Linked DNA regions of Homo sapiens: region 2 is linked to region 1. A link is an interaction called in ENCODE POLR2A ChIA-PET data of the cell type or tissue named here. Cell type or tissue: IMR-90. All regions are shown on one strand. Each heading gives the region's core, and the rest is flanking DNA. Links, peaks and the distances in the headings are about the cores only. Region 1 holds the start of LOC124901695 (a long non-coding RNA gene). Region 2 has its middle 26 kb from the start of FZD1.

What was found. Peaks named below come from ENCODE experiments on the same cell type or tissue, not always from the same donor. Only the 100,000 strongest peaks of a DNase experiment are listed, where the experiment ranks them.
Region 2: POLR2A ChIA-PET joins it to region 1 with 15 read pairs; 3 of 35 experiments call an interaction of 5 or more read pairs at or near these places.

What each region holds. Positions count from the first base shown.
Region 1 is chr7:91,286,614-91,301,901 of GRCh38, forward strand. It overlaps LOC124901695 (a long non-coding RNA gene), which reads right to left and starts at 819. Exons shown (of 2, transcript XR_007060425.1): 1 at 694-819. RefSeq lists an enhancer at 7,526-9,531. In IMR-90, for the core only: no CTCF peak of the experiment used is centred there; no DNase peak of the experiment used is centred there; H3K27me3 peaks cover 1,738 bases.
Region 2 is chr7:91,230,867-91,246,154 of GRCh38, forward strand. No RefSeq gene overlaps it. Among named protein-coding and RNA genes, the nearest start is that of FZD1, 26 kb to the right of the region's middle. In IMR-90, for the core only: no CTCF peak of the experiment used is centred there; DNase peaks (open chromatin) are centred at 8,605 and 11,415; H3K27ac peaks cover 572 bases.

The DNA of each region.
Region 1 (15,288 bases), core at 3,152-11,151:
CAGGTGGGGCTGACTGGCTTTGACAGTAAAAGGAGGTGGCCCAGTGCCAACAGGGGCAGCAGAGGGGCTGCAGGAGTGCCTTCATAGATGCCGCACAGATGCTGCACACTGCCAGAGCAAATCTCAGGGAAGGAAAGATGGGGCGTCATACAGTGATTGTGAAGATTATGCTCTTGAGCACATGTGAAACACCTTTCGGAGCTCCTGAATTTAGTAGGCAAGGGTGAATTTTGAGAATAGACTGAAAGAGTTAACCATAGTTAAGCCTGCCTGGGGTGTAGGTTATGAATAGAGTAACATGTAATTTATTGTACAAACAGAGATGCCTTTGAAAATGAAGGATTTGCTACTAATAATTACACCAAGACAACAGATATAAACTATGACTGCCCTGGACAAACTGGAATGCATTGTCACACTATGAGGGACTGTCACCTTCGATTGTTAGTTTTGCCATGCTTGCTCTTTTATTCTAACCATGTACTGTTTTAAAATCAGAAAAATATAAGACACTATAATTTACCAGAAGAAATAAAAATCGAGTACGAGGGCAAAGATAGCAGCATAATGTTTACATTGTTAGGGTGACCCTAGTCCCCCCAACCATCATCCCCCTCCTGACCCCACATCACAGTTTAGAAAATTACATCTGCAAATTATTCAACATCCACTGGCGACCCCAGAGCAGCCTACCTTCCTTAGCAAGGCCATGCTGTCCCAGCAGTTCTGATGTGCCCTCACTTTAGTTATTTGATTTTCTGCTTTTTCTCTCTGAGATAGTAGCCTTCCAAGGTTCAAAGGGACATTTGAATGTTAAAAGCCTGGAGGTAAAGTTTACAAACACAATGCTTCCTCATCACAGCTGGCCACATCAGTCCTGTCAAAATGCTAATGGTAGAATGTTTCTTTATAAATAGAGTACCCATGAGATCAAGATCTTAATTTACTTTGTTCCTAATTCACAAAGGGAAGTTGCCTTCTTTTTTAAAACTAAGTTGAGGTTCTGTCTTTAGTAAATTCTTACATGTAGCTGGAAATTTCCATTGCAAAGTGTACTTGTTTTGTTTTAAGCTCTTTCCAAGTGACTTTATAACTTTTTTAACGTTTTGGCGTCGGCACTCTTCCTCTGTCCACAGAGCTGGTAAAGACAGAATTATGAACTCTTCTGGCGTTGTCCCAGCCCACTTCTTGGAGCCTTTATGAGAGAAGAAGTTTGGCAACTCACCTCCCAGTGCCCACAGGGGTGCAAATGAAGCTGGAGCTGAAGCCATCTATGAGAGCAGCTGGACTGCCAGTCCAATGACTATAACTCTGATAGCTCCACACAAGTTGAGAAGCAGCTTTTCAGCTGTGACAGGCAAGGCCCAGCAGGGGAAGTAGCTCACTGTCTGGTTTGATTTAAGATCACTGCCAAAAAATTTTCTTCATTAACTTCACAGTTATCTAAGCTCTATGAAGGCAGGGGTTTTTGTGTTTTGCTTATAGGAGTATGCTCAGGGCCTAGAACAGTGCCTGGGTTATAGTAGGAGCTCAAAAATATTTGTCGAATAAAAGCATATTTCTTCACCTTCAAAATGTCAAGATGGGATATTAATAAAACCTGTATCCAGGACTGATAGTCAGCTGATTTCCATTCTGATATATCATTTCAGTGTCACAGGATTGTTGTGGTGATTGTATGAATTAAAACATGAATTAAAGCACTTACAATAAAACCTGACACATATCAAGTGGTTAATAAATGTCAGCTGCCATCAATTTCAAGGCACAGAGGTTGACACCGAGGAAGATTGGGGAACACTGTAGGATCCCAGCAGGGGGCACTCCTGAGTTCAAGAAGCAATAACTGGTTCCTGCTGGGTCCTACTTGACTATGGGGAAGGACAGTTGCCAATGATGCTGTAGTCCTTGCTTCATGGGCCCAGGCTTACACCTGGCCAGAGGTCATACATTAACTTGTCATCAATAAATGGCATTTATGCCATCTGCACATGGATACTGTTCTCTTAGTGAGGAGATGGCAAAGTTCTGAAAGAATGGATCACAGGGCAGATAAGTTTTATCAGAGCGTGGGACAGTGCCCAAGAAGGGATAGCCCAATACTGCCAGGGTGGGGCACTTTGGAGGAGAGTGGCTAAGAGTGAGTGGCACGGGGAGCAGGGTGTAAGCAGAATAGGTAGGGGGGCTCTGCCACTAAAATATCTATTGACTACCCAGGAATAAAATGTGTTACAAAGATGAGAAGCTCAACAGTATTCTCAGAAGGCTTTTCAACTTAATTTCCCTGTTCCTTTTCCTAATTAGAACCTTGATCAATTTAGGATACAGTATATGGTACTCTTTGGTTAGGTTTATGTGTATGTAAGAATCAGGTCAATTGTAGAAGGTTAAACTGGATTAGAATGTATACTATTTGTGCATTTGGTAACAATAATTCTTATACTTCCCATTTGTATAATGCATTGTATATATTATATACAGATAATAATCTATATTATATAGAGGTTATATTATATATAGATTTCTATATATAATCTACTTTGTTACTATATATAATCTATATACATTACATATAAAATCTATTTTGTTACAATAACTCTGTGAGGTTTATAGGGGATGTAGTATGAACTCTATTTAACATGTGTAGAAAATAAGGCATGAAGAATTAAGAGGCAAGGATAGTGGTAAAAGTCCCTGGGGATGGGAAATGGCATTTTCGTTAGTGTTCTACTAATCGTCAGAGCAGGGTTTTCTGACTTCAGATTCAAAAAAGATTTTTCTTTTCAAGCATACTTGGCTACCCCTCACCCACAGATTAATTGAAAAAGCTTCTGGGCTCCACCAGTTTTGCTCCCTATTAAATATACTAATTGAAGAGCAAACTAATTCTGTCTCTAAACCAGTCATTCTAGAGGATATGCAAGATGACCCACTGAAGTGTTGGAAGAAAATGCTAGGATTTACAGTTTTATATTTTTTGGATGTGTTAAAATGAACATAATTCATTACTACAGTATACCTTAATACATATATAAGCACATATAGCAATACATGTGTAGAATTTATAAGTAAGTGTATTTACAAATATTGAGATGCATACTTTTTTTTTTTTGGCACAGAACCGCAGTTTCAAGAAAGACTGGCAACCATTGTTCTAAACTGGTAACTACTCTACCTACAATGTCTGCATTGTTTTTAGCTAAGCACACTTCTCCTTTTGTTTTACCTTATGTTTTGTGCAACAGAGGGTGGCAACGAGCTGCTGTACCCAGAATAACAGAAGCTTTGAGTGAGAAAGGCCTGGAGGGATCAATTCGCCTAACCCCTTCATTTGACAGGGGAAGAAACTGAGGCTTACAGGGGTTAAGGGATTTGCCCAAGCTGAAAAGTTGAGGTTGAGCTCAACAATATGGGAAACGGATGGAAAATCCAGTTAATGCTTAGCTAGCCATGGTAATGTGTCATGGAGTTGGCTTGCAGAAATTAAATCCGTTAATAATCCCCAAACCTTATTTTAGCCAGAACTTTTAAATGCCTCACCTATCAACCCTTTTTTAAAAGATAATAATGTAATGGTTTTGTTTCTCTGGGCACCCATGAATACTGCATTAAGCAAAAATGTCACACATACAGTGTGCCCTGGGTATCTGGTTATAAATACAAATGTGGAGACTACTTATAGCTATATAATTATATATATATCAATTAGAAAAAACAGTTGCATTGAAACAAGTATACTACCCATCCTGGCCTGTTGTAAAGAATGGAACAAAATTATAATATTCTCCAACAGGCAAATTATTGCTCACTCAAAATCCACTGAATCTTGAAACACTACCAGTTTTCTTCTAAAGGGAATTTCATCTCAGAATTTAAGACCAGATCAATGCTGCACTATTTATCACATGCTAAATTCTAGTAAGTATTTGTTTCTATTTCTGGACTCACCATTCTCTTCCATTAATTTAGTCATGTACTTCATTACCAGTGCCTAAGGGTTTTATTTACTGAAATATTATGACCAATAAGATTAGTATCCTTTCATCACTCTTAAATCTTATAAAGTTTAAACCCCACCACTAGGCAAAATCATTTTGCCTGTTCAAAAGCAAAGCAAAACAAAAATGCCCAAAACTACCATCACGAACAAACAGCATACTGGTATTATTGGAAAACTCAGGAAATTTATAGATTGATTTAGGGAGAATTGACTTTTTAATATTGAGTCAGTTTTTCCCTAAAGTAGGATATTTAAATCTTTTTAAATTACGATATACCTTTCCATTTATTAAATCATTTATGTTTCCTTGGCAAATGAGATTTTTCGTTCATATATATATATATATATATAAAATATATATATATTTTTTTGAGACGGAGTCTCGCTCTGTCACCCAGGGTGGAATGCAGTGGTGTGATCTCAGCTCACTGCAACCTCTGCCTCCCAGGTTCAAGAGATTCCCCTGCCTCAGCCTCCCGAGTAGCTGGGACTACAAGCACGTGCCACCATGCCCGGCTAATTTTTTTGTGTTTTTAGTAGAGACGGGGTTTCACTGTGTTAGCCGGGATGGTCTCCATCTCCTGACCTCTTGATCCGCCTGCCTCAGCCTCCCAAAGTGCTGCAATTACAGGCATGAGCCACCGCACTGGTCCGAAAACTGTTGACATTTTTTACCAATAATTCAATCTGTCAATTTATTGAATTTTTCTATCGTTTATAACCATTTTTTAGTTGATTCTCTTGGGGTTTCCACAGGTACACCCATCTCACTTGTGAATAATGACTATTTTGCCTCTTCCTTTCCAATTTTTATGCTTTTTACTTTGTTATCTTATGTCTCTGCATTACTACTTCTAGAGCAATTATTTAATCGCTTCAATTATTGATGACGTGGAATTTTTTCCATTCTAATGATATTGCAGTGAACATTTTAGAAATGTTCACTGCAGCATCATTAGAATGGAAAACAGCAGTTTGGTCATTTTGTTAAGATAGGTTTCTACAAGTGTAATTTGTTGGGTCAGAAAGAATAATTTTAAAAAGCTTTTAGGGCCGGGTGTGGTGACTCACGCCTGTAATCTCAACACTTTGCCTGTAGTCCCAGCTACTGGGGAGGCTGAGGCAGGAGAATCACTTGAATCTGGGAGGCGGAGGTTGCAGTGAGCCGAGACTGCACCACTGCACTCCAGCCTGGGCAGCAGAGCGAGACTGTGTCTCAAAAATAAAATAATAAAATAAATAAAGCTTTTAGAACATGGTATATTAGTTTTTCATAAGGTTCTCCTGGTGACCATCATCACCTTACTTCCACTGTCCACAATCTGAAGGCTCCCAGCACAGTTGCCCTCTTTCCTCTCCTTCATCCAGGCACTTTCTCTTTGCTGTCCACCAAGGGAGGGGTCCCTGAACCCTGGGCCACAGACCAGTAGTGGTCTGTGGCCTGTTAAGAGCTAGGCTGGACAGCAGGAGGCGAACACCAGGCAAACAAGCAAAGTGTCATCTGTGTTTACAGCTGCTCCCCATTGCTCACATTACCACCTGAGCTCCACCTCCTGTGAGATCAGCAGTGGCATTAGATTCTCAGAGAAGCATGAACCTTATTTGCACTGCACCTGTGAGGGATCTAGGTTGCATGCTCTTTAGGAGAATCTAATGCCTGATGAGCTGTCACTGTCTCCCATCACTCCCAGGTGGAACCATCTAGTTGCAGGAAAACAAGTTCAGGGCTCCCACTGATTCTACATTATGGTGAGTTGTATATTTCATTATGTATTACTATGTATTAATAATAGAAATAAAATGCACAATAAATGTAATGCACTTGAATCTTCCCAAAACCATCCTCCCTACCCCAATCTGTGGAAAAATTATCTTCCACGAAACCAATCCCTGTTGCCAAAAAGGTTAGGGACAGCTACATGAAGGGGATACCTGGAAATCCAAATGAAGCCTCCCCAAATCAAACCAAAGTCAAATACAGAAACAAACTTCCTTCTCAAGTAACACAATAAACAATTTGGAGATGAAATTCAATGATTTGGACAGTATTTGCTCTTTGCTCACTCTACTTGTGAATCATCCCAGGTTCCCTTTTGCCCTCATTCTTCACATTGTAAAAGATACTAAGTCCAGTAGATTATACGTTAACTTCTCTCCTATTCATCCTGTAGTTTCTATCCCCACTGTCACTGCCCTAGTTCAGGAACTCATCCTCTCACACCTGGACCACTATAATACTAACTGATTTGATCACTTCTGCTCAATCCTTTCTTTACTTCTATTCAGGACCCTTTAATGGCAGGAAAACTTAGGATGACCACCTTCTATCCATCTAGCTTATTTTTCTCTCCCCACTTATCTACTACCCTCTAGCTTTTCCCCACTATTTGCAGTTCCCTGACAACTTGCAATTTCAAAGTCTCTGTGCTTTGAACTGCGCCATCCAGCTGCAGGAATCTCCTCCTTAGCACCCCAAACCTCCAACAAAATCCTTTTCTACCCTATAAGAGCCAGTTGAAGGGCCACCTCCCTGGTGAAACATTTCCCATTCCACCCTTCAACCCCACTCCAAACCCATTATCAGAGGGCTATCCATTGATGGAGTATGATGATATCTCTTGAGGTTGTTTTTGAGCCCAGTTGCCAGGGCTCTTACATAAGTGGAACAAAGACTGATGAAAATTGGCAGGGACTGGCTCTTCCTTTTTAGTGAATTGTATTTGTTTAACATGACTTTGGGGTTATTCCATACATATCTATTTCCACCATCAGTATAAACACAGAATTGGCATTGCAGAAGGGGCCTCTAACAAGAGCCGGGGGAGGGATGCTTAAAAGGTAAGAGTTGACTCTGCGGTCTCCCTGCTCTCACATGCCTCAGGGAACTTGCCTTGCTGACTGTTAATGATCACCTTAGGCCCTGAAGCACTATGATGAGAGACCCCCAGTGACTGTTGCAACTTCAGACAAAGCTTCTGGTTCTCCTCCCTTTTTTTTTTTTTTTTTTTTTTTTGGTGGGAGAGAGATTGAGAATTTTCGTTTGCTAGTTTGCTAGAAGGCAAAAGAGAGCTGGAAAAGAGGGGGTGGTCTTACATGTCATCTAATCCAGCTCTTCACTTCCAGAAAGACCTGAGGAACTAACCAGTACCTCCTGTTTCTAAAGGTCTATGGGAATAAAAACTCTTTGTTCATCCAAGCCAGCACTTGTCAGCCCTCATCGGCAAGGAGTTCCTAGGTCTCACTTCCTATCCCTACCTGGTGCTCACCTCCTCATCTCCTCTGTTTCCCATGAACAAGAAGAACAGCTGGTCAGTTGCCTCTAGGGTGACTGGCTTAATATCTCTCATTTGCTGGGAATAATAGTGAGCAAGAGTTTTCCCTGAGTGAAGCGTGTTGCCTGCTAACTAATACCAGAAGAGCCTCCCTCTGATTCATGTTCTGCAAAAGTGGGTGAGGTAAGGGGAGTGGAGAGAGTCTTGAATGTAAGTGCAGCACACCCAGTTCCTTGAGGAAATGGGAAAGGTGTTTCCATCACACACCTGGGCAATGAATTTTGCTTCCTACAGCACAGCTGCCTTCTGCAAACCATTCCAAATCAAACCAATTTATTCCAAATTCCACTGCAATATCTGTTAATATCTAGTGAGATGTTCAAAGTAAGTTAACCATCTACTAGTTATGGGGGTTCTCTTTTTTTATTTCATCGAGAAACACAGACAAAACTGCTAAGATATGTTTCTGTTGCTAGACCTTAGTCTTATCACAGTTTGAAACTGTAGAAAATCAATTACGTGCTTTGAATTACTCCTCTTCTTGGCGCAAAAGCATTTCTTCATTCTTTCGGGATAGTGAACACTTTGCAACATCTACCACTAACAGCCTGTTAGGATTCTCTGCTAAATTAATGTAGTACAGATAAAGCAAACAGAAGGCTGGTAGAATGCTAAACATCTCCTCTTTCCTCTGTGGCTGGCTCCTTGCAGCTTGGGACCATTCTGCCTTGCTGCTACAACATCTGGACAGCATTCAAGGTTGTTTCTCAAGGACACAAGCTTGCACCTCCGGTGAATTTCAACTTTCAACATCTCTCTGGCTCTAATCTATATTTAATGTTTCATGACTGGTAGTCAAAGAAGCTTCAGCTAAATATCAGGTTGGAATGAAAATGATCCTTGGGAGAACATTCGCTTCCAGCGTGCGCCAGCAAAGTGTCTGTGACAGAGGCTTTCCCCAGAGATTTGTTGCCCATTCTTTTGCAGTAATAATAATTATGCCTTATGATTGCTGTGCCTACATAATCAAAGATCGCTTCATCAAATGTGATCCCCAGGGGAAACTGCCTCTACTCCTAACCGGATGTCAGTCACAGAGAGCAGCACCCTTAGGGATCCCCAATCTTTTGCTTGCCCTTTTCAGTACTGTGTTGTTAGCATTGTGTTTCTTCATATTCTTCTCAATGCAAATGATGTGTAAATCATGCCCTCCAGAAGGCACATGTGGTGAGGGGGAGAGGGTGGGGAGGGAGGTGGGGGCTGGTGTATTCTCTTCCAGCCCCCTCCTTAACCTACTACAGGGATTTCTCACATGGAGCATAATTACATCTGTGCCATATGGGCTCATTTATATTCTATAACAGGTTAAGCTAATACGACTCAGAAATATGCTAAAAATACCTCAAAGTATTCTAGAGCTGTCAAAATACTTGTCATTTCTTGCTCACCCATTTGATTGCTAGTGTTTTTATTTTTGTTGGGAGATTTGAAGAGCTAAGAAAGCATGCTGGTGTGCTGGTGTCCAGTCTATAAATACAGTTTAATTTCCTGTACTGTTATAATACTTGGGTTTGCAAAAAAAAAAAATCTTTCTTTATAATCCTGGAATGGCCCCAAGACATGGGCACTGAAGCCCCTATACTTGTAGATTTTAATTTCCCAAGAGGTAGAAAATACAGATTTCAGATGTGCGGTTTTGTCAGCTTTAGAATATTTCTTGTCTTTGTTTGATGTAATTATTCATTGTGATAGAGAAACACCTGCAGCGGGCTGACATACCATAGAAACATGCTGCTTGAGTTAGTTATAAGAGTTTGTTTGGATGTCAGACAAATCTTGTCAAGATTTTACATGTGGCATGATAATGAGAAGTACAATCTGTAATGAGTAATGAGTTCGACAATGATTTACAAGGGCATGTTGGGTTATTTTTATGCAGTGGTTAAAGTCCATCAACATACTAATTTCTACCATCAGTTTGGAAAATTGGTAGGTCATGCTTGTGTAGGCTTTTAACCTAATGGCCTGTTTATGTAATTAATTTTTTCATTATTATTACCTTAACATATTATGGAATTTTAAAAATTAGTCTTGGGAACAGAATAGCAAGCACAAATATTTTACTTTTCCATGCTTGACAAGCAACATTTCCAAGGTTTATAAGGTGCTAATCACATCAGCCATCAGTGAAACACACCATTTAACTGAAAACTAAACTCATACAAAGCCATACTTTTCTTATTTGCTAATAACTGTTCTATGCGAGCTGGTTGATAGAGTGGTTAAGACTACCTGGGCTCCAATCTCAATTCTGCCACTTGCTAGCTTATTATCTCGGCAAATGCCTTAATTTTTCTAGTGCTCAGTTCCCCCAACTGTAAAATGAGCCTAATAACCATAGCTATCCCCAAGGGATTGTGGAAAGTATAAAACAAGATAATATAGTAAATCTTTAGGCACAATGTCTAACACTTAGTAATCACTTCGTAAGTATTAGTTATTATCACTGGTATTGATTTTGGTTTTAACATAAACAGCTTTTAATATAATTATATGACTCTTTTAATTAAAAAATACATTTTACCAAAATCATGTTAGTTGCACAAACTTCCATTTATCTTAGATCATGCAGGCCAGAGATTCTTGACATTTTTGAATCACATAACCAAGTTCTTACTTCATTTAGAATCAGTAGGTATTTCATGGCTGGCTTAGGAAGAAAGGGAAAAATTCAGTGTTAATGTACCAAAGACAGGTTTTTCTATTTAAAGTATTATTTTGAAATATTTGTACCTTAAGATTATTCAGGACACAATGTATTTGAACTCCTGCAATTGAAATGTTACATTTAAATAAGAAGGAATTCTAGTTTATAGTAAGCAAATGATTGAGCCAGTAACTATAGCCAAGTTTTGAAAATTTGCTTCTTTAAATCCTTAGTAAAGAGCGATTTGAATACTGTGAAGGTAGATGTGTGTTTAACACTCTACTGTAGATACATGTACACAAGAGAATCTAATTTTGAAGTCTTCATTTAAGTGTTTCTATTCAGCCTCTTGACCTTGGAGAGAGTCATGTGCCTTCCTAGTTACAAGATTGGGCTCTAGATCAGGGGTCCCCAAACACCAGGGCCACACAACAGCAGGGGAGTTGGGCTGGGGGGCAAGGGAGAGAAGGTTCATCTGTTTTTTACAGCCACTCCCCATTGCTCACATTACTGTTTGAGCTCCACCTCCTATCAGATCAGCAGTGGCATTAGATTAGATTCTCACAGGAGGGCAAACCCTGTTGTAAATTGTGCATATGAGGGATCTAGGCTGCATACCCCTTATGAGAATCTAATGCCTGATGATCTGTCACTGTCTCCCATCACTCCCATATGGAACTGTCTAGTTGCAGGAAAACAAGCTCAGGGCTCCCACTAATTCTACTTTATGGAGAGTTGTATAATTATTTCATTATATATTACAATGTAATAATAGTAGGCACAAAGTGCACAATAAATGGAATGTGCTTGAATTATCCCAAAACCATCTTCTCACTCCACCCCCGCCACCCCTCCTCTGCTCTCCAGTCCATGGAAAAATTGTCTTCCATAATACCAGTCCCTGGTGCCAAAAATGTTGAGGACCACTGCTCTAGATGACCTCTCAGGCCTTTCCCTCATCTTCAGGCTAGTTATACTACCATAAAAGTGGAATAAAGTTCCTATGGTAAGAAGGGCTATAAGTTGCCTAGTCACTGCACACTTTGTATGTTTGAATTGAAGGTCTAATGTAAATCTGATGTAAATATAGGGATCTTCTTTTTCACTCATCTTGGCTTTGTGGTTAGGGATGGGGCGATGGCAAAGCGAGATACAGGCAGCCTTTTACAAATGAGCATCCCCACCCCGTGTTCTGGCCAGGCTGTAGGCAGTAGGTTTTCAGACAAGAGTGGCAAGGATTTGAAATTAGTAGCCAGGGAAATAGCAGTGTGATTTCAGATTCTCATGACTTAGGAAATTCCATGCTTAAAAGCGATATTTTTTCAGCTTTTAGACAATGTTTTCTTTCCTCTCAAAATTACTCCAGACTTTTCTGCAGAGATTACAACATGAACTTTCAATGGTTAAAATTCAGCCACATTTTCTTTTTAGTTTTCTTGTGTCAGTTGTATTGTAAATTGGTTTAAATTAAAAATAAAAAAATTTCCAAAATGATAAATGGGATTTTTCCTCAGACCGAGTCAGCATGAGATTAATGCTTTCACAATTTTGTACAATTTCAAATCAAATGTCATGTGATTCAATCCTAAATCTTTTCTTATATTATCTTCCCTAACCTATTTCTTTATTGTCAACATGAGACTACAGAGGATGTTAGAGAGAAGGACAGGTAGAAATCTACTTGATTGAGAGTCAAGGAGGGGGGGGGTCTTTTTCTCTGTGGAGTTTCTTTTAATAGGTCAGGGATAAAAACCTTTAGGAAAAGCTGAAACTAAAAGTGAAACATAAGACGACCACTAGGTTCACAAACACAAACATGTATTTTGTTCCCGGGGTGGAGAGAAGGGTGCGTTTGTGTGTATTTACTTTTACTTTGAACCAGACTTAATTACAAATTTAAAATTAACTGACATTCTCTTTAAATATGCTTACTTCAGTGTACCTTACCAAAGGACAAAGACCCCACAGTTGAAGCCTATCCGCTCAACTTATCCCTGAATGGGAGAAGCATCTACTAAAGCAATCTAAGTTATAACCATTCTAGTTTTCCATGCCAGATTTGGATGCTTAAGCTTTAGAAACATAGCTACTGTTTTCCCATATTTTCTGTAAAGGACATGTGTCCTCTCTAGAAGGAAAGCTTACTTCAAATTTGAACATCTCCATTTGGAGAACTTTTGGACAGAAACACAACTTTCTAGAGTTTCAATTGACTGAAAAGAAAACTCTTATATGGAAAAAATACCGTCTGAAGATGAAAGAAAATTCAGAAATTGGCTGTAAAACTGTGTCACATCTCACATTACCTAAGTGAACTAACACACAGAAGACAGTGGGAAATCTGGGAGCTGTGACTAAATTATTTATTTTTAAAAATGCTCTTATGAAATTTAATGCACCAGAGATAATATGTTTACTCTCTTTTGTTGTTTTTTGTTAATGATTTTTTCCCTATTTTTTTGTAGGAAATTTAGAAAATAATAAAGATACATAGAAAACAATAAATTTCACCCAGAGATAAATACCACTGACATTTTATTTCCTCAAGTCTTTTCTCTATGCACAAAGATATATTTAAGAAAATGGAATTGTACTACATATAAAATTAAATATCTTGGATTCCCTACTCCCTTAGCATTTTTTAATCATTTCTTCATGTCTTTAACTATTTTTTCCAAAATTCTGTTTTTAATGACTGTATAATATTTCATTGCACAGTTGTAGCATAACTTTGTTTTCCTTAATTTACCTTTTGGGGTTTTAACTTCTTGGTGATCTCCATATGCATGAATCATCTTTCTAGTGTCTTGTGATCTTAGATCCCCGACCTCTTTTTCCCTCATTGTGTGGCCTCCCCTCTGCAGTCCCCACTCCCATGGGCAGGCCTTGCTAGACCATGCTATTTCGTTCTCTCAATGTCATGTATTACATGTGATCAACATTGCCCGACTTTCTCTCTAATACTCTAACCTGACTGGGACCTCCAATTCTTCTACCACCCTTTCACTGTCCATCACCACTTCACGTCCTTACTCCCCTCCATACCCAGCTGAATTCCATCCTCAATAATCACTCTCAATTGCACACACCTTCAAGGAAAAAAATTTCCTTGCTGCTTTTCTACTTTTTTTAATGCTTGTTTGAAAAAAACCACAGGTTTTTAAAATTAAACTCTCTGCATTCTCTGTATCTGCACCTGGGTAACTTACTGGAGCTGGAGAAGAAAAGAACACAACCATGCTGATTGATCTCACTTTAAATTCATAAGCACAAACTCAAGTGAACCCGTCCTGATTCCACTAATCACCCTACGCCTCTTTAGTCCATTTGTTCACCCGTTCACTGACTATTTGATATTCTCTTTTTTCTCCTCGAATCTCTGACATTTCCTCCTCCCATCTGTATTGTCTTAGCTGATGATATTGCATTCTACTTCACTGAGAAAACTGAAGCAATTAGAAGAGAACTTCCCCTGACCCTTATAATCACATGTCCACACTCATTCCATCTGCCTCTCATCTGCTACATTCCCACCTGCTATCATAGATAAGGTCTCCATTTTGCTAACTAAAGCCAGTCCCTCCAGCCATGACTAGTTCCCATCCGGGACACTGCCTTAGCAATTATCTTTTCTGACTCCTATATTATCACAATGTTTCTTCTCTACTGGATCATTCCCAGTAGCTTACAGACATGCTGTTATTCTCCCATCTTTCCCTACAAGTTATCACCTCATTTCTTTGGATTGCTTGCCTCAAAACTTGTTGAAAGGGATGTCTTTAGTAGCCATTTCTGATTCCTCTCCTTTATTATCTTCTGAATCCTCCCCAGTCTGGCTTTTGCTTCCCTCGACTCCTTCACTGAAACTGCTCTTGTCAAGATCACTAGTGACTTCCATGTTGCTAACTGCAGTGGCCAATTCTCACTTCTCATTTTACTTGACCCGTCTTCGTTTGGCTCTGGGACAACACACTGTCTTGAATTTCCTCCTATCTTCCTAGCTGCTTCTTCTTTGTCTCATTTGCTGACTTCTCCTTTTCTACCTTCCCTCTGAATGTTGATCTCCAGTGCTCAGTTCTTGATTCTCTTTTCTTCTCTATCTTTACTTCCTTTTTTAGGCGATTTCATCTAATCTCATGGCTTTAAATACCACTTAAATGCCTAAGACTCCTAAATTTACCTCTTCATCCCACACCTCTCTCCTGACTCCAGGCTCACATACAGTTATCTACTAACGTCTTTATTTGGTTGTCTCAATTGAATATGTCAAAAACAGAACTCCCAATATGGCCCCCTCACTTGTTCTTCTGGCGGCCACTCCCATCTCAATTGATGGAAACACCATCTTCCCAGGGCTCAGGTCACAACCTTGAGATCATTCTTGACTCATAGTTTTCTCATGTTCCATATCCAATTCATCAGAAAATCTCTTGCTCTACCTTCATCCTATATCCATAACATGACTATTTCTCAGTGCTACCTCTGCTGCCGCCTTGGTCTGCACCACCGTCATCAGCTTCCTAACCTTTCTGTTTCTATCTTTGTTCTACCCACCATCTAGTCTCAGCACAGAAGCCAGAGTGACCCTTTTAAACCTAAATATGGACCCAGTGGGGGGGCTTGCTGGCTTGCGCCTGTAATCTCAACACTTTTGGAGGCTGAGGCAGGAGGATTGCTTGAAGCCAGGAGTTTGAGATCAGCCAGGGTAACATAGGGAGACCCTCTCTCTACAAACAAAATTAAAAATTAGCCAGACATGGTAGTGTGCACCTGTAGTCCCAGCAACTTAGGTGGCTGAGGTAGGAGGATCACTTGTGCCCAGGAATTCTAGACTGCAGTGAGCTAGAATTATACCACTATACTCCAGCTTGGACAACAGAGTGAGACCCTGTCTCAAACAAACAAACAAAAAACCAAAAATACCCTACTTCTCTGCTCAGAATTTTGTAACAGCTCCCAGTTTATTCAGAGTAAAAGCCAAAGTCCTTACAATGGTCTGCTAGGCCCTAAGTGTTCGGATCCCAGTTACCTGTCTGATCCTTTTTCTCTTTGCCCAATTTGCCCTGCTCTAGCCACATTGGCCTCCTTGTTGTTCCTCAAACATGCCAGACAAACTCCCCTCTCAGGCCCTTTGCATTGGCTGTTACTTTAGCCTGAAAAGCTCTTCAGTCTTTATGCTAATACCACTTCTCAATAAGCCTGCTCTGCCTCTTTATGCTATATTGTGCCCCAACACCTCCTGCTCTCCTATTATAGTACCTTCCTTCTTCTTTTCCTCCCCATATTATATGGAAACGCTTCTTGTATTG
Region 2 (15,288 bases), core at 4,700-12,699, 54 kb before region 1:
TTGGGGATCAGTCCATACCAGGCACCAGGGCCCTTCCTGACAGCACGCACCTCCTCTCTCTTGCTCCCCAGCTTGGAATTCAGTGCTCCCACCAGCCTGAGCACTGGCCTATTCTTTCTCTCACCTAGAGGCCTTTGTTGGGTACCCTCAACACTTCACTACACCACAACTCATACTCCATCTTGTAACTGTCCCCTCTGCACGATTTGAAGCTCTGCTTGCTCTACAGCAACATAGGGTCTGGAAATGACAAAGATGTGTCTCCCAGCTACATCCTGAGTTGTGGGGTTTTTTGTTTTGTTTTACTAGCTATTGCTTGTTTTTAAACTATATTTTCACAAGACTTGTGACACACATACAGAAATGGGTTTTTTAATATTACTGTTTACATAAAGGATAATCATGTAAACAAACCAGAGACTGAGAGGTGATTTTTCCCATTTCACCCTTCATTCCTTCTTTGTTCATTCCACAAGCCTTCTATGTGCAAGGCACTGTGTACGTAAGGAATGTTTGGGAGAGAAACAACCACCTGCAGCCACACTGTTTTATGGCCCTCTGCTTTAGGATTTTGTTTCTCCTACCTTCTAACTTATGTCCTTATGCACATTTATTCATTTACTTAAGAAACGTTTGTCAAGAACCAACTGTGAACTAGGACCTACGATGGGCATTGAGAACTCAGTGATAAACAGAAGTTGTCTCAGCCTCTGTTTCCATGAAATTTGAAGTCCAATGGCGAGGACAGGCAGTATCAAACTGTCCTATAACTATACAATCAAACTGCAATTACTGCAACAAAGGAAAAAAGAGGGTACAATGAGAAGATACAGCAGGGGGGCCTGACCTGGGGACTTAGGAAATGTTTCCTTCAAGAAGTAACTTTTTCACCGAGATCTGAGGTTAGAGGAAGAGAAGGAGCAGGTGAATTGAGAGAAGCCAGTTTTGGGAGTGGAATGGGCTGGGGATCTGTGGTGGTGAAGCTGGAGAGTTGGGCAGGGACCAGGGAAATTCAGGTCATATTAAGACTTTTAAAGAATGTGAAGAAAGGATGTGATCTGCTCAAATTGAGATTTCTCAGTTTACCATCCACTAGATTGTAGGTTCTTCATGTCCTGAGGCTGCATCAAACTCCAGCAGAGGGTTTTGAATGCAGTTGGTGCTAAACTGATACTGCTTGAGCAAGGGGAAAGGTTGTCAGTGCTGTGACCATGCACTGGGATGTTAATGGTGACCTATCTACTTCAGTGGATACTTGTACCTCCAAACCAGGAGATGCTGCCAGAAGCCACAGTGCTTTCCCCTAGGCCACACAGATCAGAAGTGAAGGGGCCGGGACACTCTTTTTTTTTTTTTTTCTTTTTGAGACAGGGTCTCGCTGTCACCCAGGCAGCATGCAGTGGTATAATCTCAGTTTACAGCAACCTCCACTTCCTGGGACTTAAGCAATCCTCCAGCCTCAGCCTCCTGAGTAGCTGGGACCACAGGTGCGAGCCACCACACCTGGCTAATTTTTTTTTTTTTTTTTTTTTTTTTTTTTTACTTTTTGTAGAAACAATGTTTCACCATGTAGCCCAGGCTGGTCTCAAACTCCTGAGCTCAAAGCAATCCACCTGCCTCAGCCTCCCAAAATGCTGGGATTACAGACATGAGCCACGGCACCCGGCCCACTCTATTTTCAGTTAAGAAATGTTTCAGTTTAGATAATTTCTCTAGAACAGAAAGAGGTCTGAGCTATCCCCTGTCTGGATGCTCATTAGGAGGGTCATTATTTGGCCACTATCTCGTCTGCAAAACATGTTGTGCATTATTCTAATGGCAGTGGGGCGAGTGGGGTGGGAAGTGGATTCTCTTTCTCTGGTCCTTCCAGCTCTTCTCTTTCACTCAGAGAGTCTGTGATAAGCGACACATGGTTCCATATTCCCCGACTTTGCTCTTTCATATTCTGAAGGCTTTCGACACCCGTTAATTCATCACCACCCACAGGCTGGCCAGTGGGAATTTGGGTGTCCTAGTGGGATTCTGACTTCTATGGGATTGACTTCTTTTATATCTTGGAATTGATGCTCAGCAAATATGGCAAATGCTCCCATTCTCTGCTAGAGAAAATGTCACCTTTGAGGTCATTAACAATACATTTGCCATCACCATCTTTAGATAGTAAGGGAAAGGCTTTTTGGAACAGAGAGAACAGATAGAGATAAATTTCAGAAGCCCTTTTCATGCAATAATGATTTTCTCAAAATGGAAACAGATTTCAAGGATCTTTGTCCCCTCTGGAGAAGCTTTTCTTCCCTGTGTGTGCACAGTATGTGAATATGATTATATAAATGCAGTGGGAAGACAAGCTCCTGATCACTCTTTAAATCACTTCATGCTATGATCTCATTTTTAAAGCCACTAGAAACCATCGTTGATGGCTAAATTACTGACATATTTTTAAACAGCTTCTGTATTTAGCTGTTTGGCTGTTTTCATCCCTTCTTCTCCCTCATGCCATTCTGTGATGCCGCCTCAGCCTCAGAGATTCAGCCTCAGAAATTCAGCGTGGCCGTCTGCTGAACACATGAATACTAAAGAATTGGTTTCCTTAGTAACAATAACCATGAGGCAGCTCGCAGAACTTCCTGCCTTCTGTCTGTCCGAATTTGTTTTCTGTTGGTCACATGGAAAAGACACCCAAACCGCGCCTGCCTATATAGGATGCACATAAATGTTGTGACCCATGAGCAGAAGGGAAACTTGTCTCTGCTGATTTCCTATTTCTTTTCTCCACATGTTTGTTGCCCTGTTCTGTGTGGACAGGGCTAAGCCAGGGCACCTGTGAAGGGCCATGGGCCATGTCGGAGCTCATCGTCTTTCTTCTAATAAAAATCTGGAACCACAAAACCATAATGCAAGACACATAAACGAGATGACCCTTTGTCTGTGGGTCACTAGTGTGGAACTTTACAAAATAGAATACATACCATTAACGATATTTTAAGTGCTAAAAAGAAAATGTTAATTGCATAGAGAAAGCTTTGCTGGTTTTCCAGGTTTGTTTTTCAAGCATCTTTCTGTTGTGAGAAATTGCTAGAACCAGTCCTGTGGGGCATATCATCGCACTTCACAAACTGAGGCTTAAGGAGGCAAAATGACTCCCGCACCGTGACAATGCTAGGCAGCTGCAGAGCCAGTAGTCAGACCCAGAGCTGTCTGAAGGCAAAGTCCAGGGTCTTAAGCACAGGCAGAGGGAAAGTGGTTGTCCAAAGTGCTCTGGTGTGATGGGCACACTGGCAGTTCGCTTTTGCCAGGGCATGAGATGTAGGGTGAAGTGCCGAAAGAGGCAGGCAGGCTAGCTCAGGGAGGCCTTGCCGATGAGTGTGGCTGTGAAGGGAACCTACAGAAGGGTTTTAAGCAATGTTGGCAAATGATCTGATTTGCATTTTGGGAAGATCGTTCTTGGGAATTTTGAGGATGGATTTGAGGGGCTAGAACTGGGGGCAAGGAGATCTGTTAGCCCCTTACAGTCAGTAGGCCTGGTAAAGAGTGATGTTGGCCTGAATCTGGGCAATAGGGATGGAAAGGAAGGGACTTCCCAAAACTTTCCCCACATGGATCCTTCTGCAGACGCCTTCTCCATCATCGCACCTGCAGCTGAGGCTTCAGGGTCATGGGGCTCTCTCTGAGACTCACATGCTCACAAGCGAGGGCTACTCTTGATTTTGTATTTTCAAATCTTTCTGATTTTACCCTACCCTTTCAGACCCCCCAGGGCATCTCATTTTCTTTTCAACTCCCAGAGTCTAGTACAGCGGGAGGCACTCAGCAAAAGCATGTTGAATGAAAGGACAAATGAATTGGAGCAGCTTCCAATTTCCCTCCATTAATAAAACCTGTGGTCCTGACCATGGCAGTCCTATTGCTGCCCTCATTCATAGGTGCTCTAGGAAGCTGGATGGATGCTCCCATCAAGCATGAGATATGAGCAACCTGGTTGTCACAATGCAAGCACTCACTGATAGATATATTGTATCATTTCCTCTCTTGAATTTGAAACTAAGTGACAGATGTCAAACTTCATTTAGACCCTGTGGCTAGAAAAAAACAGAACTCCAACAAACCATCATGGCACACGTTTACCTATGTAACAAACCTGCACATCCTGCACCCTTACCCTGGAACTAAAAATAAAAATTAAAAAAAAAAAAAGAATTCAAAATGTTATCTGTGTAGTTTCATATTTCTTAGATAAAGAGGCAAGGATGGGCCCTCTCTCCACAATGTCCTACCAAAGGAAAATAAGGCCAAAGTCTAACGGGATGGTAACCGTTTGAATTGGACACCACACAAAGAGATAGCAGAGATGTTCCAATCAGTTGAGGACCTGCTGTGTAGCGTTTTGAGGGCAGGCCAGTTCATAGCTAATAATTTTAATGGCTTCTTCCATCTGGTGGTATTAATTTGTCCTCGTCCTAAAATAAGTAAACATTTTAAAAACAAGACATAAAACCAGAACAACTGTGAGGTAAACTCAATGACATCAGCTGCAATGGAATGAAGCACACTTACTATTCTGTGGCCCAGTACTTTAGCAAATAAACCAAGCCTTCCTACTTTTTGTACTTGTTAACAAAAAATAGGTAAACCCCTTATCCACTTTTTTAAACAGCTTTACTGTTCTTCTGTGTTAAGTGTACAACTCAGTGATTTTTTTTTTTTTTTTTTGAGACAGAGTCTGGCTCTGTCACCCCGGCTGGAGTGCAGTGGCGCAATCTCCGTTCACTGCAACCTCTGCCTCCCACGTTCAAGCAATTCTCCTGCCTAAGCACCCCAAGTAGCTGGGACTAAGGTGTGCACCACCACACCTGGCCAATTTTTTGTATTTTTAGTAGATATGGGGTTTCACCATGTTGGCCAGGCTGGTCTCAAACTCCTGACCTCAAATGGGCTGCCCACCTCAGCCTCCCAAAGTGCTGAGCCCCAGGCATGAGCCACCACGCCCAGACCAATTCAATGATTTTTGGTAAATGTACAGGGTTGTGCCACCATTACCAGGATCCGATTTTAACACATTTCCATCACCCCAAGAAGATCCCTTATGATCATTTCTCCTGCACATTTTAAAGTTATGTAAAATTTTTCATCTAAATTTAAACAAGATTAATTTTTGTCAATAGGAGGTGGACAAATATTAAACTTCTAATATGAAGTGATAGATTGAAATTGGAGTAACTATTTAATGGCATGAGGGAGAAATAGACTTTCTCCTATTGAATAACATACCTCAAATCTGATAGAAATCATGTAAAATTTTATTTAAGATTTAGGATTGTGTCACTTGAAATCTGGTTCATAATAACAATGATAAGAGAAAAAATAAATGAATATAAATTGAATATTCTCCAGTGCCAGGGGCTGTACAAGCCCCTGCATTCATCTTCTCATTGAATCTTCACAAACAAACTATAAAGTAGATACTATTAATAGCCACATTTTACAGATGAGGAAATTGGGATTTAGAGAGATTAAATAACTTGCTGAAAGTTAGTTACATAGTCAATAAGTGGTGGAGGCATATTCAAACTCAGGCAGTCTGACCCCAGAGCAGGAGCTCTTGGCAAATTTTGTGTTTTCAAATACAAAATTTGAAATTTGATTTGCTATCTGACCATCAAAGGCAGCACTGCAAGTGAGTTGGGGGAAGGAGTTGCTGAGGGATGAGAATTCAGGCTGATGACCTTGCTATAATCCCTCCTTTCCCATTGATTCCCTTTCCTGCACCTAGCTCTACCACACAGCCTCTAGATCTACCACAGAGCCCCAGGTTTGGAATGTCTAAAGAAAGCTGTGCTCTCCCAAGGACTCCAGCTTGTGAGAACCGAACGCCATCCTTTAACCCAATGCTCCTTGGCATTTGCTGCATGTTGGGTAGCCAGAAGCCCAACTCAGTACCCAGCATCCAGAAGAGCAGGACTGAAATGGGCAAAAGATTCAGGGAAAAACATGTGCGGAACCCTATCCACCTTTTCTATGATAAGATGTGTTCCTGTTAAAGAAACAAAAATCTGCAAATAAATGCAAAGGCAGGGAATGACTGTAGCTTTCATATTCTCTGATGAGGAGGAGGCTTATGGCCTGTAAATCACTGACCAAAGGCAACAGACCACCACGAGGTCTCAGAAAAATACTGGAAAACACAACTAGTTCTTCAAAAAGCACACAATTACCATATTTTAGCATATGGATCCTCACTGAATTATTTCACAGTTATAATTAGGTTGTTAATGCAGTGCAGAATTGGACCATATAATAATTTGGTATATACTTTATCTAATCTGATGGAAATGCAACATTTAGAGGGCCTGGCTTTTTTTTCCCCCAGAAACAATTAAAAAGGTCTTTTTCAACTTAAGAACTTTAATGTCACATATCACATTCTTCCTTTTTTAATTGTGTTGGGATTTGGGGTGTGTGTATGTGTGTGAGAGAGAGAGACAGAGAGACAGAGAAAGAGAGAGAGAGATTCAACCCAAATTATGGGCTCAAGCCTTACACTTTCGTCTCTGATTTGTTTCCAGCAATCATTTAAGTTTCTTTTTTTTTTTTCTTGTTTGCTTCCCCCCTCCCGCCTTTTCCTTTTTGCCATTGGTGAACAGAAACTAGATTTTTTTCTCCAGGACAATTCTCTCTTCCAGTCATAGTAAATGCCAATTTCATTTCCATCTTATTATTTTTCTAATTAAACATTTGTCATGCAGAAGAAGATCTGAGGTGCCTGTGCTTTCCATTATGTAAAATATTCAGTTATGATCATCGCTCTGGAATGGTATTTTGAAGGTGTTATGGAAAGAAATCAAGGAAAATAAAATAAACTGTATTTTACCTTGGGCTTTTGCCGGTTTATTTTTTCCCTAGTTTGCCACAGTTTCTAATATTGACTGTCTCCTGTCATGAGGGATATCATCCTGCTTAGTATCCTTCAATGAGGAGAAGTTTCTAAAATCTGTATCTAAACATTTTTAAAGGTTTAAAATCTAACCCTATTTCATACAGCATTAGACTCCTTTCCCCTTCTTTCTTTTCTATCCACACTTAGCAAAATGTATACTTCCATACCTGAGGAAATGCACTTGAGTTCAAATTATTTCAGAACAAATCAGGAATATGCCAGATGTACAACCTGATATTTCTCGGACATTTTTTTTTCTTCTTATGACAAAACCCAAGGGGGTAGGCTCTGTGAAAGGAGAGTTTATTTTCTAAATTCTTTTTTTTTTCTTTGAGATGGAGTCTCGCTCCGTCCCCCAAGCTGGAGTGCAGTGGCGCAATCTCGGCTCACTGCAAGCTCCGCCTCCCGGGTTCACGCCATTCTCCTGCCTCAGCCTCCCGAGCAGCTGGGACTGCAGGCGCCCGCCGCCACGCCCGGCTACTTTTTTGTATTTTTAGTAGAGACGGGGTTTCACCGTGTTAGCCAGGATGGTCTCTATCTCCTGACCTCGTGATCCACCCACCTCGGCCTCCCAAAGTGCTGGGATTACAGGCGTGAGCCACCACGCCTGGCTATTTTCTAAACTCTTTAAACACAAAGCTTTTCCATTTTCTGGGGCAAGAGATTTTTCCCAAACATTAACAATCACATCTTACATCTATGTTTACATCCATACATTTATATCTATATGTTCCATATATGTGTGTATGTATATTATGTGTATCTGTATTATACTTTTATTTTATCTGTCTATTACTCTATAAAAACTTAGACTGTAATTTTTTTTTTTTTTATAACAGAGTCTCGCTCTGTCGCCCAGGCTGGAGTGCAGTGGCACCGTCTCGGCTCACTGCAACTTCCATCTCCTGGGTTCAAGCAATTCTCCTGCCTCAGCCTCCTGGGTAACTGGAACTACAGGCGCCTGCCACCACACCCAACTAATTTTTGTATTTTTAGTAGAGATTGGGTTTTGCCATGTTGGCCAGGCTGATCTCAAACTCCTCACCTCAGGTGATCCGCCTGCCTCAGACTCCCAAAGGCTGGGATTACAGGCGTGAGCCACCATGCCCGGCCTAGACTTTAATTTTTAATTATTTTCAGAGTTTACACAGAATTAGCTGTGACATTCAGTTTTATAAAGGTGGGACCATTTCCTCGCAAATTCTCACAATGTATCCTGAGACTTTGCTGTTGTGGGAAGAAAAGCTTGTGTACTTTCTGCAATTGCCACCTCCTGAAACACAGTGTGTACGGTGTGTGTGTATGTGTGTGCGCACTAGGCATTGTGCTGTTATTTGGATCTCACTGTGAGTAACTGTGTGTGTGGTATTAGGAAAATGGAAGATGCTGCTGTCGTGGCCCCTCCTAGATTCCATTTACTGAGCTAGTGACTCTGCTGCAGCTGCTTTGGGTGTTGGCTCCTGAAGGCCCGCAAATGCCTCTACTTCTGAGGAAATTGCCCTGTGCTAATAGGGGAGACACCTCACCCAGGAAGTTAGTGGGAGAAGGCCACAGCCAGTGACTGGTGGATAAGAGCATAGAAGACCAGCACCTTGGCCTCAAGAGGAAGCAATTCTGTGGTGTGGTCAATGTTTCAGAGCCCTCCCCCATGATCCAGGCCAAGAATGGAATTTCCATGAGACCACATCCTTCCCCTTCCCTCTCTGGCTTCACTGTCTCCTTGCCAGGATTTTCCTGTGGAGCACTTTCTCAATAAATCACACACACCCAATCCCTGTCTCAGGCTCTGCTCCAAGCAACTTCTTTCAGTTTTGGATATCCAATATCCTAATCGGTAAAACACGGATAATAATTTTTGCTTAGTCTATTTTTCAAAGTTTTGGTACAAATGGCAAATAATGTGCAAGAATTTTGTTAACAGCCAAAGGTGTAAAAATATTTCTTAGGCAACATGATAAATATTATTCATGTTAATATTTAACTTTAGCTTCCATGAAACTATAGCTGAGTTCCCCCAGCTTGGGTTTTCACACTTTAGGCTAATGTCCACTGTGTTCATTTTATTCCCCAGGAAGAGCTGGTTTGTAAGAGTTGCTGCCCTGTCTGCTTTGCTTTCTGCACCTGGGCTCTGCAGGGTAAGTGAGTGAAGGAGACGTGAGTCCAGTGAAGGGCCATGTCAGTCTAGAGAGCACACACCTCCAGCCAAAGGCTAAATAAACAGGAATTCAGACCTGGTCTTGCCTGATATTTAGAGGGTTTTAAGTGAAGCTAGCCACCAGATTTTTAAACAAAATCTCCAGATTCTTGAATATAAATATTTTTTTTGAGAACTCCACCCAGGCTGGAGTTCAGTGGCACAATCATAGCTCACTACAGCTTCAAACTCCTGAGCTCAATCGATTCTCCCACCTCAGCCTCCTGAGTAGGTAGAACTACAGGTGCGTACAACCACACCCAGCTCATTTTTTATTTTATTTTTTGGGGACACAGGGTCTTGCTATGTTGCCCAGACTGTCTTAAACTCCTGGGTTCAAGCAATCCTCCTGGCCTGGCCTCCCAAAATGCTGCGATCGCAGGCATGAGCCACTGTGCCTAGCTTCTAACAATAGATTTTTAAACAATTTTAACACCCTACTATTCAAGCAACACATGACTGGGGGCCTAACTGAGCTAGCAGTGTGTTACTTCTGTCCAGATTTTGGCCCTTGAAAGAACAGACCAGATGATCCCCACTGAGGCCTCAATATTCAGCACAACACTCAGCATAAGGCAGATGAAAGGCTCTGGATAAACAGGACCACCATTAGAAATATGGGTTTCCAAGGAGTTAAATAAAGGACTGCTGGTTTCAGTAAATAGCTCTCTACTTTGTAAAAATCACTAAGCATATGATTCTTTTCCCTAAACAGTATTACAACATATGCAGAGTTTTATTCAGTTGCCAGCTTGCTATTGCACAACTTTTCAAGGACACTGAGTCTGTTTCCTCGTGTATTAAACGGAAACAATTATGTCTGACCTGAAAATAAGTGAAAGCATGTAAAAATGCTTTACAAACAGTGATGATCAATCCAGATGGAAGAAATCATTGTTCTCTAAATTCTGCCCTGGGAGCTAAATCCCACACTCAGAAATTTTAAAACAAGGAACGGAGGCTTTCATCTTTCTTCTAACATAGTGTTTCCTTAACTTTAGTTGAGATTTTTGCTTTAAAAATGGCATTATTTTCTATTACTATTAATTACTTTTTATTTAAGTCAAATACATTCTTTTCCTCACTATCAGCCATCTTTTTCAACTACCAATTTTGTCTTTTTGTTGTTACTGTTTTTTTGTTTGCTTGTTTGTTTGTTTTTTGAGGCAGAGTCTTACTTGCCCAGGCTGGAGTGCAGTGGTGCAAGTTCAGCTCACTGCAACCTCTGCTTCCTGGGTTCAAGCAATCCTCCTGCCTCAGCCACCCAAGTAGCTGGGATTACAGGTGGGTGCCACCATGTCCGGCTAATTTTTTAATTTTTAGTAGAGATGGGGTTTCGTCATGCTGGCCAGGCTGGTCTCAAACCCCTGACCTCGGGTGATACTAACACTTTTTTTTTTTTTGAGGCCTCCTCATCCTCCCAAAGTGCTGGGATTACGGGCGTGAGCCACTGCACCCAGCCTCAACTACGATTTTTTTTTTTTTGGTCTAATTGAGACAGTCTTGTTCTGTTGCCCAGGCTGAAGCACAGTGGCACGATCTCAGCTCACTGCAACCCGCCTCCCGGGCTCAAGCAATTGTCCTGCCTCAGCCTCCCAATTAGCTGGGATTACGGTGTGTGCCACAACACCCGGCTTTTTTTTTTTGTATTTTTAGTAGAGATGGGGTTTCACCATGTTGGCCAAGCTGGTCTTGAACTCTAGATCTCAGGTGTTCCACCTGCCTTGGACTCCCAAAGTGCTGGGATTACAGGTGTGAGTCACTGCTCCCGGCCCTCAACTACCAATTTTATCTTTGTCCTAAGCAATAATATCCATAAATCCACAGGTTTCATGTCCTATATTTAACTTTTATACACTTACACACACACACACACATACATACACACATACATACACACACATGTGTGTGTAAATACATACATATGTGTGTGTGTATGTATGTGTGTGTATAGAATACGCATCTGTGTGCCACCTAAAATCAACTTGCTTATCACCAATTTTTTGATTCTCCCCTTTTGATATATTATGCTCCACTAGAAATAGTAAAACTTCATGGAAAAATTTTCTGCCTCTTTCAATTTATTAATTTACTTATTGAACATTTGTCAGCTACTGTCTATCCCACGTAAACCTAGAACAGGCAGGAGAGAATTAAAGTCACAGAGTTCCCCAACATTTTAAACTCCTCTAAAGAGCTTTGAAAGTCAATGCAGCTAATGAACTTCAAGTAGGAAACGCTCCAAATCTTCCTGCTCCAGATTTCTACGGACTTGGTAATGCTAGTGAGTCACAGAGGGTAAGCCTTAGAGAGCCATATTTGCAAAGTGCCTAAGATCTCTCAGACTCTACCCTAGGGGACTCTAGGTAGTGTCACAAGTGAGTTTTAACAGCAGAGTCTGGTGGCGCCTTCTCAACTGCTTTTATGCAGGAAGCTGTCTGCAACTATGTTCCTAACTACCCAAGCCCCCTAACATTGTAATTTCTAAGATTGGCTTTAGTCATTTTATAAGATAATGGCATTCAAACTGGTCTCCAGTAGGATATGAGACAATGTTAATAATTACAATCTGCATTTAGGCGGCGCCTCTCCTGGCAAGCACTAGAGTTTTACAAACGTTATCTCATTTTCATCTTCATGACACCCTTGTGAAGCAAGCTTTTTTTATTGCATTTCTACAGAGAGAGCAGCTGAGGCGTGAAGAGGTTAAATGGATTACCCAATCTGAAATCAGAGACCTCAAACCTGGTTTGATGTTGTCTAAAGAAAGTATTTGTAATGTGTTTGTGGGGGAGTTTAATGCTAAATGCAGAAAATGTCTCTGAAAATACTTACATTTAGGTCTGTAAACTCATAGACTCTTTAAATCTTGTATTCAATGTGGCATCAATGGCATGCACCTTCTCTAATTAGCAAACAAACATTGAGGCTTAATTCCAGAGTCTGACATACTAAATACTCTCTGCCAGATAACATAATAAATCTTTATGTAGCACTTGCATGCACCAGGCATTGTTCAAAGAGCTCTCTAAATATTAACCTATTTAATCCTCATAATGACTCTACGAAGGAGGTACCATTATACTACTCATTGTACAGGTAAGGAAACAAGCACAGAGAAGTTAGTAACTTGCCTAAAATCCCTCAGCTGGCAAGTGGCAGAGCCGGGATTTGAATCCACACAGTCTGATTCTTTTGATGAGAGCATTCTGCAGTCATTAGGCTTATAATAGTTATTTGTTGCAAATGTTCTGTTTCTCATTTACTCAAGCCAAAGTTTTTCCTATGTCAGTGGTTAGCCTCTTAACCCTATTTCAGGCAGAATCCTCCTATTTAGGCCAATGATTCTTTCCCCTCTGATTGTGTTTGTAATCTAGGTGATGGCTAGCTGGTATACTAGCAGAGTGAGTGGAAAAGGTGTCAGAAAAGGGTATCAGAGGCTCAGCGACTCAACCCATCTCATTAGAGTCAACGAGGCACCTCTTAAAAGTATAGAAGAATGGAAATCCTTTCTTCATTTGTGCTTTGGAAAAAGAAAAAGAGTAAAATTCTCCCACCAGTTTGCCCCAGAATTGGGATGAGTTGTTATAGTAAGCAAAGATGTTTTTCACAAGTGATTTATGCAATATACATTATGTTTGCTTTCAAAGTGCTGTACACATTTATTATCTCATTTGATCCTTACACAACACCCCAGTGAGGTAATCAGGAAAGCTATTTTTATAATAGCCATTCTACAGATGAGAAAACTGAGGCTCGGCGTCATTGAATAAACTTGTCCAAAGTCATCCAGCTAATGAGCTGCAGGAGCAGAGTATGGGCAGTGTCACATGTATTAATAAGCTCTGTAAATTATCTCACCTCATATTAAGCTTAATAGCTTCTGGTGATATCATTACTAAAATCAGACGTTTAAACAAATAAGTCAGAGCGATTCATCCTCAGGGTTGCAGACATTCAGGACACTTGAGAACATTTAATGATTTCCAGCTTCAGCTCCCTTCCTCAGTGAGAGAACATAAAACAGACTTTTCAGGGTCATGGAAAGGAGAAGGGCTTCCAGATGGCCACTTCTACCAAACCTGGGACGTGTACTTGCTTGTTTGCCCAGACACTGCCTACTGCCTGAATGAAGGGGAGCTCTAGTCCCGAGAAGAGCCATCTCCCTTGTTGCAGAAATGTGTCCCTCCTCCATTGCAGACACTGTGCTGAAGAATTCATTCCACCAAAGAAGGAATGAACAGGCAATTCCCTGGGATGAGTAATGTATGGGCTAGGAGTTGAACCCAGGAGGTCAAATCTGCTTTTACTTTCTCTATTACATGTTTTCTATAGAAAATTCGTTATTTTTCTCTTCCAGTCACTGGAACAATTGCAGTGAATTACCATTTGTGATTTAAGATATTTTGATACTTAGTCTGCCTATTTTTTACACATGCAATTCAATTATTTCACTAATGGGTAATGGGTCAGTATTCCAAGCATTGACTTCGCCCTTCCTCTGCATAAGATCTTTAGCTCCAGTTGACAGGGACCCAATTGTCTGATATGAGTCCCTTTGGCTTTTCCTCCCTGCTGCCTCAGGATCTCCTGGATTGTCTCCCCCAGATCCTCTTTCATAGGAGAGGTGGCCTCCTCCCTTCTCCTCAGCATTCTCTCTGTTGTCTGTAATTTCTCATTTGGTGATTTACCCACTCACACTATTATTACTTTTGTGTCTGACAGAATGTTTCCTGTCAAGTATCCTTTAAAGCCACTGACCAATTTCATTTATAAATTAAAATGCAGGCCGGGTGTGGTGGCTCCTGCCTGTAATCCCAGCACTTTGGGAGGCCAAAGTGGGCAGATCACTTAAGGCCAGGAGTTTGAAACCAGCCTGGCCAACATGGTGAAATCCCATCTCTACAAAAAATATAAAAATTAGCCATGCATGTTGGCACATGCCTGTAGTCTCAGACACTCGGGAGGCTGAGGCACGAGAATCACTTGAATCCAGGAGGCGAGGTTGTAGTGAGCCGAGATCACACCATTGCACTCCAGCCTGGGTGACAGAGAGAGACTCTGTCTCAATAGATAGATAGAGAGATAGATAATAGAGAGAGAGAGATAGATAGATGATAGATAGATAGAGATAGATAGATGATAGATAGATATAGATAGATGATAGATAGATAGATGGATAGATAGATAGATAGATCCTAAATAAAAATTGGAGCAACAAGGAACCAGAAAAATATCAAGATTAATATACCATTACCAAGTATACAAGGATTACTCTAAGATTGTAAGTATACTCCAGCATCAGGAAACCTATTAATGTAATTCACCATATTCATGGATTGAAAGAGACAAAACTCATATGACTATTCCACAGATGTTGAAATTTGATAAAATGTAACATCCTTTCTTGATAACAGCTCTCAAAGATTGGAATAGATGGACACTGTTTCTTTAAAATGATAAATGTTTCATCTCAAATGTCAGCTTTATTCTTTTTCTCAGGTTTATTCTTAATGGGAAAACAGTAGAAGTGCTCTCATTCAAGGAAGAATAGGACAGTTGGCCAGGTGCAGTGGCTCATGCCTGTAATCTATTTCCAACACTCTGGGAGATCGTGGCAGGAGGATGGCTTGAGCCCAGGAGTTCAAGACCAGCCTGGGCAACATGGTGAGGCCCCACATCTACCAAAAAAAAAAAAAAAAAAACTTAGCCAGAAATGGTAGCACATGCCTATAGTCCCAGCTACTCAAGAGGCTGAGGTGGGAGAATTGCTTGAGCCTGGGAAGTCAGGCTGCAGTGAGCCATGATAGTTCCACTGTATTCCAGCCTGGGTGACAGCACAAGACCCTGTCTCAAAAAACAAAACAAAACAAAACAAAAGAATAGGACAGTTCCAGTATTATTTAATATTGTTCTGAAAGTACGAGCCACTATAATTAGACAAGAGAAAGAAATAAAATACAAAACAGCAAAGGAAAAGAGGTAAAATTATAATTATTGGAAAATCTTAGCTAATCAACCATAGAACTATAACAAACAATAGAAGAATTTGATCTAGATGTGTTATTCAATGTGTAGAGATATGGACATTCTCACCTTTTGCTGGTAAGAGTATAATTTGATACCACTTATATGGAGGTTAATTTGGTATCAACTATCA